Regions from separate parts of the Homo sapiens genome. Here region 2 is linked to region 1. Evidence: chromatin loops called from intact Hi-C (ENCODE). Cell type or tissue: gastrocnemius medialis. All regions are shown on one strand. Each heading gives the region's core, and the rest is flanking DNA. Links, peaks and the distances in the headings are about the cores only.

What was found. A loop is a pair of places that touch in the nucleus more often than their neighbours do. Peaks named below come from ENCODE experiments on the same cell type or tissue, not always from the same donor. Only the 100,000 strongest peaks of a DNase experiment are listed, where the experiment ranks them.
Region 2: it touches region 1 in a loop (4-fold over the local background); 2 of 110 quality-filtered maps call a loop at or near these places.

The regions. Positions count from the first base shown.
Region 1 is chr1:15,832,894-15,837,269 of GRCh38, reverse strand. SPEN-AS1 (SPEN antisense RNA 1) reads left to right here. Exons shown (of 2, transcript NR_024279.1): 2 at 364-3,055. Among named protein-coding and RNA genes, the nearest start is that of SPEN, 13 kb to the left of the region's middle. RefSeq lists silencers at 1-16, 2,172-2,401 and enhancers at 1,102-1,151, 1,382-1,431, 1,622-1,731, 1,297-2,282. In gastrocnemius medialis, for the core only: CTCF peaks have their summits at 1,793 and 1,993; DNase peaks (open chromatin) are centred at 1,279, 2,229, 2,749, 3,779 and 2 weaker places; H3K4me3 peaks cover 3,687 bases; H3K27ac peaks cover 4,000 bases.
Region 2 is chr1:16,015,647-16,020,022 of GRCh38, reverse strand. It overlaps HSPB7 (heat shock protein family B (small) member 7), which reads left to right and starts at 1,980. Exons shown (of 3, transcript NM_014424.5): 1 at 1,980-2,258; 2 at 2,816-2,949; 3 at 4,264-4,376. The coding sequence starts at 2,060. RefSeq lists enhancers at 1,687-2,431, 2,432-3,178. In gastrocnemius medialis, for the core only: a CTCF peak has its summit at 2,326; DNase peaks (open chromatin) are centred at 672, 1,882, 3,302, 3,872 and 4 weaker places; H3K4me3 peaks cover 3,843 bases; H3K27ac peaks cover 4,000 bases.

The DNA.
Region 1 (4,376 bases), core at 229-4,228:
ATTTTGCACGCGGGGGAAGTTCATTACACAAGAGGGTTTTTTTTCGTTTTGGTTTGGCTTTTTGTATTTTGAAGAACCCATAACCCTGGTAATAATTTCCACCACACCCCTAAAGGACAAGAATGAGGGGAGGCACTGAACGAAGAGGAAGTGCGGTCCACTATGGTTACCACCGCCCAGCTCAATTCGGCAGAGGGAGAAGCAGCTGCGGCCTAGGCCCTCTGCACCCACGCACCGAGGCCGAGGCCAGGGCCCGCCCCGCCGGCCTGAGTGGAGGACTGTGGCGGGCACTAGGAGCCCCACCCCGTTCCAATGAAAATGACACCTTTTAAAACCATTTTGATTTTTTTTTTTTTTTTAAAGGCCGGGCGTGGCGGCTCACACCTGTAATCTCAGCACTTTGGAAGGCCCTGGCGGAAGGATCTCTTGACGTCAGGACTTCCAAAACAGTTGGGCAACACAGCAAGACCCCGTTCCCAGGCTGGGGGCAAAGCCGGGCTCGGTGGCTCACGCCTGTAATTCCAGCACTTTGGGAGGCCGAGGTGGGCGGATCACCTGAGCTCAGGAGTTCGAGACCAGCCTGACCAACATGGTGAAACCCATCTCTACTAAACATACAAAAATTACCCGAGCGTATTGGCGGGCGCCTGTAGTCCCAGCTACATGGGAGGCTGAGGCAGGAGAATCGCTTGAACCCGGGAGGCGAAGGTTGCAGTGAGCCGAGACTGCGCCACTGCACTACAGCCTGGATGACAAGAGACTCCCGTCTCAAAAAAAAAAAAAAAAAGACACCTTTCTTTGGGCTTAGTGAGCAAACATTCTACGCAGTGCCTAATATAAGCCGGCCCAGGCACCACCCAAGCCTTCGGCCAGGACTGTTTTCCCGTTTCGAGAAGGCTCCATCACACTCCACACGGGATCCAGTCAACAGCCGTTCCAAACATGGCGCGGGAAGGGGTGGAAGACAAGCCAGCGCGACGCCGTCCAGCCTCATCCCCGGGGCACAAAGGGGAGACTAATCTCCAGGAAACTCGGGGTACAGAATCGATAACCCCACAAGAAACTAGTTTCCGCGAGTGGGCCTTAAGGAAAAAGTAGGTCGGGCACAAGCGAGCTGTTCAGACGCACTTCACAGCAAAGACTCGCGGACAACACAGCGAGACGAAAACGGCCCCGTGCGCAGGCGCGCGGAAACACGACTAGCGCGCTTCGGGACGACCCCTCCCCCTTCCCTCAAAGGCCAAGGAAGTGGCTCCGACGCGCTTGCGCGAGGACGGAATGTTGAGGGGAGGGGGAATTCTTTCCCTTCATTGTCAGAGAGAACCGCCCCCGCACGGCGAGCGCGCGCGCGCTCACGCACCACTCTCACACTCCGGCGCGCCAAAGGCTTTCCGCTTGGCGTCTCGCGCATGCGCGGAGGGGGAAGCAGTGGCGAAATTGGATGCTTTTTGCTGAGTTTCTCAGAGAAGTTTCTGGAAAGATGGAGCCAAAGGGACGCTGGGGGGTGGGGAGCGCCAGGAAGCAAGCGTTTGAAAGAAAGCGAAAAAACCCAAGCGCACCGCGACACCTCCAACCTTCAAGCCACGGCCCAAGCAGAGCCCAAGGCCACTGAGACCCTCACGCCAGAGAAAAAGCACAGGGACCGCGGCAGCCGCTCCTCCCTCTGCCACTGCTCAGCCCCCGAGACTCCCCAGCACGGGGAGAGGGCAGGGGGTAGCCATGAGAAACCTAGAGCGCTCACTGGACTTTTGCGAGGTGGAAGGAAAGCCGAAACCCGCCCTTTGGAGCCGCCTGTGCGCACGGGCCCCGTCGAGTGGGCTCAGTACGTTAGGACTCAGCGTGGCCGCCAAAGCATTGGTTGGGGGCGTCTTTCACTAATTTTTCCTAGGTTTTCTCTTCTATCGGGCTCTGTGGTCCTTTCACCACCCATCTTCACTTTGGTGGCCTGACGCTAACGCTGCGAGTTGGGGAAACCGTAGTAACCCCGGGCCTGAGGGGCGTCCCGGGCGGCGGTGCTCCGTTTCTTCCAGCGGTTGCCCCTTTAAGAAAAAGCCCCCCGGAGAGGGGCCCGTGTGGCTGAGTAAAGGTGGCGTGCGCCCGCACAAAGGCGCCGCGTTGTTGGCGGGCTCCGGACCCTGTTGCCCCTGGGCGGGGCGGCGTGGGAAGACCGGGGCGCCTGGGCGGGGAGAACGACGTTGGCGCTAGCGGGGCAGGGCAGGGGGAGGGAGTCACGGGATTTAGCAGGTGCTTCTCCGCGACCGAGCGACTGCCATTTTGTGGTGCGGCCGCCGCCATTTCGCGCGGCCGAGGGGCGGGGTGTGGGCGGAGCGGCGGGCGCGCCCGGGCTGTCCCTCGGGGCGGCGGGCTAACGCGGCCGCTTTGTTCTTCGCTTCTCGGCTCGAGGCCCCAGTCTCGACCGCCGACCGCCTCGGAACCGGGCTGCATCCGAGCTGCCACGCGGCGTGTGAACCTTGAAGCGCGGCCGGGGAATCCGCAAGGCGCCGACTCTCTTCCTCCTTGCAAGCCCTTCGAAAGTGAGATTTCTCACCCCACCCTTGCAGGGTGGAGAGAACACGTTTCAAAAAGGGGATGCCTAGAACTCAGCCGTGGGAAGTGCCTGTCTAAAGCCTTGTGCTGGTGCCAGTAGCAAACCCGTGCGCGTGCTCGGCTTTGAGCGATCATGGAGCTCTGCAAATAGCTCAACTGCAGAGCGTGCCCCTTAGAGCTCCTGTGCTGCTGGGAGGCCTCATAAAGGTGCCAAAACCAGGTGTCCCCAGCGGTTGGCCTCTTTAAAAAGAAAAAAAAAAAAAGGCGGAGTGGGATGTCCTTGACGTGCTGAAAGACGGAGTAGAATGAGACGTTGGTTTTCATTGGCTGGCCATTAAGCACGCACTGCGCAACTGTTTTCCAGATACGGGTTTATAGCCCATTATTTATATCGGAGCCATAAACTTGAACAATAGATTGGAATATCTTATTTTTGCCTGTTGAGAATATCTCCCATTTAACTTCTTTTGAAAGTTCAGATGAGTATATAAATAATACATTGACCCAGTAGAATCTATTGTGTGCGTTCCAGCGTCATTTCAAAGAGCTATTGTTTTTCTGATTTCAAAAGAAATATTTAAATGTGAGTCTTTGTGTTTTAATGTTAACCTTGTGGTTCGAAATCAACAAAGCCAGGAAATTCAAGAGAACTGCTGCTAAATTTGTCTTCTTCCTTTGCTTTCGTACAAGGTTTTTTTGTTTAATTTTTTTTAAGTTTTTCTTCACAGCGTGAGTACATAGAAGAGCCAGCCCTTTATATTCTTACTATGTATAATTATAGGGAGTTATTTCAGTAACAGGAGGTAAAGCTCATAATGATAGGATGAAAAGGTAAAAGAACATCTGTTGAAGGAATCGATCAGGATTTGATGGCTTCCAGATGAAAGAAATATCTGAGAAGAGGCTTTTGGATTCCAAATAATTTAGTTTCATTATGACCAAAAGCACTGCATAGAGCTTTAAATTTTTATACCGTATCTTTTGACATCAACTATCCTTTTTTTTTTTTTTTTTTTAAGACAAGGTCTCTGTTTTTTGCAGTAACGAAATCACAGCTCACTGCAGCCTCGACCTCCCTGGACTCAGGTTATCCTCCCACCTCAGCCTCCTGAATAGCTGAGAATAGGCGCGAATCACCACGCTGGGCTTTTTTTTTTTTTTTTTTTTTTTTTTTTGAAGGAGGCTCGCTCTGTCACCCAGGCTTGAGTGCAGTGGATCTTGGCTCACTGCAACTTCCGCCTCGGGGAGTAGCTGGGACTACAGGCACGCCTCAGCACGCCCGGCGAATTTTTGTATTTTTAGTAGAGATGGGGTTTCACCATGTTGGCCAGCATGGTCTCCATCTCCTGACCAAGTGATCCGTCCGCCTCGACCTCCCAAAGTGCTGGGATTTCAGGCATAAGCCACCGTGCCTGGCGCTGGGCTAAGTTAACCTTTTGTAGTGACGGTTTCACCATGTTGCCCCGGCTGGTCTTGAGCGTCTAGGCTCAAGAGATCCTCTCAAAGTGTTGAGCTTACAGGCGTGAGTCACCGCGCCTGGCCTATCCTTCCTTTTGGCGGTGAGAGCTTACAGAATTTTTTTTTAAATGCTGTGTTTTTTTTCTTTTTTGTCTGCACAATGAAAATGAAATAGTGTAAAACTATTAGTTTTAGTGGAAATTTGGAATCTGTTACAGTAGCCTGATAACTCAGGTAAATTATTATGGCTCTAATTAGCTGGGCAGTTTAGATTCGAAGAATGATTGCCCAGCACTTGAACAGACTAGAAGGGTCTGTTTAAACACTCCTAATTCCTGGGGTTCATTTTTATTTATAAAACACATACTTTG
Region 2 (4,376 bases), core at 377-4,376, 180 kb before region 1:
CAGGGGAATGTCCTTGATGACCTTTTGAGGTCCCTCTGGGTCAGTGAAGCCAGAGGATCCAGTATTTGTGTGGGTGATGCCTCGGGAAGGGGGAAAAAGGGGAGGAGGAATGGTGGGCGGGGGTGGGTAACGGGATCTGACATCCAGGGGCAGTGACTCAGGCCCTCAGCACCATGACAGTGTGTCTGCATTTAGCCACCGGCTCCTGTTTCCCTGGCGAGCGGCAGGCTCTGGGCCCCCCACCCCGCCCCACCCTCTCTCCATCTCACCTCAGTGCTGGTGGCTTCCCAGCTGCCCTAGAAACCCCTCAGCCAGGCTGGGTGTCACAGGCCCCGACACGGGCAGGAAACTCTGCCAGAGGCAACAGGCCCTGTTGCTCCAGGCAACAGCCTGGCCCGCCGCTGTGCCCTGTGCCCTGCTCTGCTTCCACTCCACATACCACCAGCACCGCTAATACCCCTGTAGAAGGAGCTCTCCAGGATGAAGCTCCAGACTGGGTTGTAGGGGGCTCAGACAAAAGAGAAACTGCCCGTCTTCAAGAACCTTCAATCTAATGGGGAGACAGGTGAACCCTCGCCCCCGTGGGAACTGCCAGTTGGATAGGGAAGAAGGGACACAGCAGAGAGTCACAGCACACAGGAAGACTATGTCACACTGCCAGGTGCTGTGGGAGGACAAAGACAGTCAGTGCTGGGGGCATCTGGACTGGGTGTGGGCCCATGTGAGCAGGAGCAGTCAGAGAGGCCTCCCTGGGGGAGGAGGCATTGGAGCTGATCTGGGACGGAAGGGACGGATTTGGAGAGGACAGCAGAGGCCCTTAACTGCAACCTGGGCAGAGCAGAGGGCCTGGCCGCCTCTCAGAATGGCCTCCACCCTGGCCCAGGGCAAGGTCAGTCCCAGCTTTGCTGAGCAAGCAGGTGGGTAGGGAGGGGCTTCTCTGGCTCTTCCGGGCCAGCCTGTCTCCATAGGCACATGTTCAAACCACCTCGGCCTCTGAAGGGCTTTGGGTCCAACACATCTAGGTTCGAATCCCAGCTCTGCCACTTACGCAACTGCGAGCCCCGCCCTTTCCAAGAGGCTTCGCTTCCCCGTCCGTAACATGGGAAGAGCCCCTCCACCCTCCCAGCTGTGTGGGGATCAAACGGGGCCGTGCTGGACAGCTTGCAGCCAGGAGCCCATGCCCAGAAGGCATTCTAGAACTCAGGGCTAGAATAATTGTCTTCCGGAATTCTCTTTTACCTCTGACTGAAATCCCACCTAAGGCGCTCGCAGGCATCACCTCTGACACAGAGATGGAGCAGACAGTTGCCGGGAACACAACCTTCTAGACCTTTAAGGAGAAAGCTGCCAACTTTGTCCTCTTGGGGCTGCTGAATGTTCTGAGAGTCAGAGGGAGTGCAGGCACAGAATCCAGGTCCCCATGGGGGCTGGCAGGGGACAGCTGCACATTTTACACCCCCTGGCAGGGCTCAACCTTTCCTTAGAGATGGGCTGTGAAGGTTGTCTGCCTTGAGGGAAGGAGCTCCTGACGTCACAGAGCGGTGGTGCTTCCACCTACCCTGTCCCCAAGGAGCCTGCACACTGATGGAGGAGGTACAGCCGTGGAGGAGAACCAGAGTCTGGAGGGGAGGCACAGTCCTCAGGAGCCCCCAGGCTGACGGGGGAAACAAAACACACAATAAACCCCAAACTTGCAAGGTTCTGGGGCAGGCACCGAGGTCCGAGTGGCAAGGAGACAGGATCCAGCCCTGTGCAGTGGTGAGGAGGCCCCTGGGGCTGCTGTGATCAGCCTGGAATGTCAGGCTGTGAGCTCAGCCCTCTCGGCCTGCGTGTCGGGCTGTCAGCAGGGCCGGCGCACGGGAGAAGATTTCCAGCCCCCTCTGGGCCATGGAGAGGCCTAAATTTAGCTAGTAGACAAGGGGCTGGCCCCAAGCCCAGGGACAGTCGGCCTTATAAAGCGGCCGCAGTCGGAGCCTGGCACGCTCGCCCAGAGGCCTGCGCCCACACCCTCTCCTGTCCAGCCCTCGCCCGCCTGGGCAGGGCCCGGCGCCGTCCGTGGATGAGCCACAGAACCTCTTCCACCTTCCGAGCGGAGAGAAGTTTCCATTCCTCTTCCTCTTCCTCCTCCTCTTCCACCTCCTCCTCGGCCTCCCGTGCTCTCCCGGCCCAGGACCCGCCCATGGAGAAGGCCCTGAGCATGTTTTCCGATGACTTTGGCAGCTTCATGCGGCCCCACTCGGAGCCCCTGGCCTTCCCAGGCAAGTGATCCGGGCCCTGAGGGGAGGGGAGGTGCACAGGGAGGGGACGTCTGCTCCAGGGCGCCACCGAAGGCGCTGTGGCTGCCGGTCGGCCTGGAACAGGTGCTGCACAGCCTGCAGCCATGTGTGGCCACCAAGACAGATGTGGCCACAGGGACAGATGTGGCCATGAAAACAGGTGGGCCTCTAAGGAACAGTTGTGGCCCTGGGGGTTGGACATGGTTCCATGGCCACCCATGCTCTGTAACCACAGCCAATCCCAGCTGGAGCCCTGGAGGGCTGGATGGGTGAGCGGTGGGGGGCAGCCCCCAGGCTCCAGGCCTGGGGTGGGGTTGTTACAGACCTAGCCTCATATACACACACACTGTGCTGGGTGAGGCCCCACCCCCACCCCAGAAAAGGTGGGCTGTAGGAATGAGGAGGAGCTTAGGGAGAAACAGCTAGGGGGGAGGTAGGGCCTGGGGGAGCCGCCCCTTGCCCCAAGAGAAGGAGCCAGAACCCCCGGATCTGCATGCAAGGCCTGCTCCATGCCTCGCTCACAGCAGCCCATCCCACAGCCCGCCCCGGTGGGGCAGGCAACATCAAGACCCTAGGAGACGCCTATGAGTTTGCGGTGGACGTGAGAGACTTCTCACCTGAAGACATCATTGTCACCACCTCCAACAACCACATCGAGGTGCGGGCTGAGAAGGTGAGCCCCCCACCCCCTACTCACCGCATCCCAAATTCTGCTCCTGCCTCCAATGTCTCCTACTCCCCCTTACCATCCTGGGACCCCAGACCCTGGCCAGTGTCCCTTCCCCACCCAAACTCCCCCAGGGCTAACTGAAGGCCTTGTCCCTGCAACCCATGGCCATGGGGCCCCCTCACTGCCTCTCTTTGCACCGAGGTTCCCAGATCCTTTCTTCCAGGGCCTGAGCAGCTGAGGGAGCCTCCGAGGAATGGGAGAGGGATGGAGGGATGTGGGCAGAGGGAGCCTGAGGGGGTGGGGCTTGAGGGTGGGAGATGACAGGTGTGAGATGGTGATGGCAGAGTGAGGACAGCTCCTCTGGTAGCTATAGGGGGGCGGATGCGGGTAGGTGGGGAACTCACCTGGGCAGTGGGGGGAGGGGTTTCTCCATGTGACCCACCTCAAGCCCTCTTCCCTCCCACAGCTGGAGACCCATCCCCCATCTTGGGACCCCTAAATTAGGCCCGAGGCTGGGCAGGGGCCCTGCAGTTTCGGGTCACACACACTCCAAACCACACACAGCGCCCGCCCACAGGTCTCAGGGTCACTGGGTCTCTAGCGTGTCTGAGTCCGAACTTCTAGGAGGCACTGGGGCCTCCACCCTGGAGAGGGTATGGCCAGGCCTGAACAGGGGCGTTGCCCAGGGACAGCCACGGCTGCCAGGAGAGAGGAGAGGACCTGACCCAAGCCTCCTCCTAAGCCCCCAAGGACTGGCTTCTTCCCCTCCACATTCAAGGGTGGATTTCTGGGCGTCCCTGCCAGGGATGCCATGGACTGGGGGCACCAAAACCCACAGGCAGCATGTGCCAGCCCTGCCACCCCCAACAGTGACTCAGCCGCCCCAAACTCCCCTGGACACTATGTGCTGGCTGAGTTGCGGGGGAGGGGCCGGCGCTCAGCCCTGGCGGGCAGATGCCCAATGTGCCCGGGGATCCAGGAAGGCACGGCTCTCCTCTGTCACCTCCACGTTCCCCAGGAGCCCCAGATTCGGAGCCACTGCCACGGAGCCTCCTCTCTCTCCAAGCCCCACCTCTTCCCCATGTCCCTGGCCTGTTCCTTGGAGCTACTGGAGCTCTGCGAAGCACCCCTGCGCTGTCCCTGCAGAGCCTTTGGCCTGTGGCCATCACCACCCTGGGCAGCCCCTCGGCACCTGAGGGCAGAGCCCCTCGGCATGTGGGGTCTGGCTGGGGTTAGAATGGGGAGAAGAGGGCTCTGGCTTGTCACAAGCAGGACAGGGGTCGGGGCAGCCTGCCTGACGGGTCACCCCTTCCCCAGCTGGCGGCTGACGGCACTGTCATGAACACCTTCGCTCACAAGTGCCAGCTGCCGGAGGACGTGGACCCGACGTCGGTGACCTCGGCTCTGCGGGAGGACGGCAGCCTCACTAT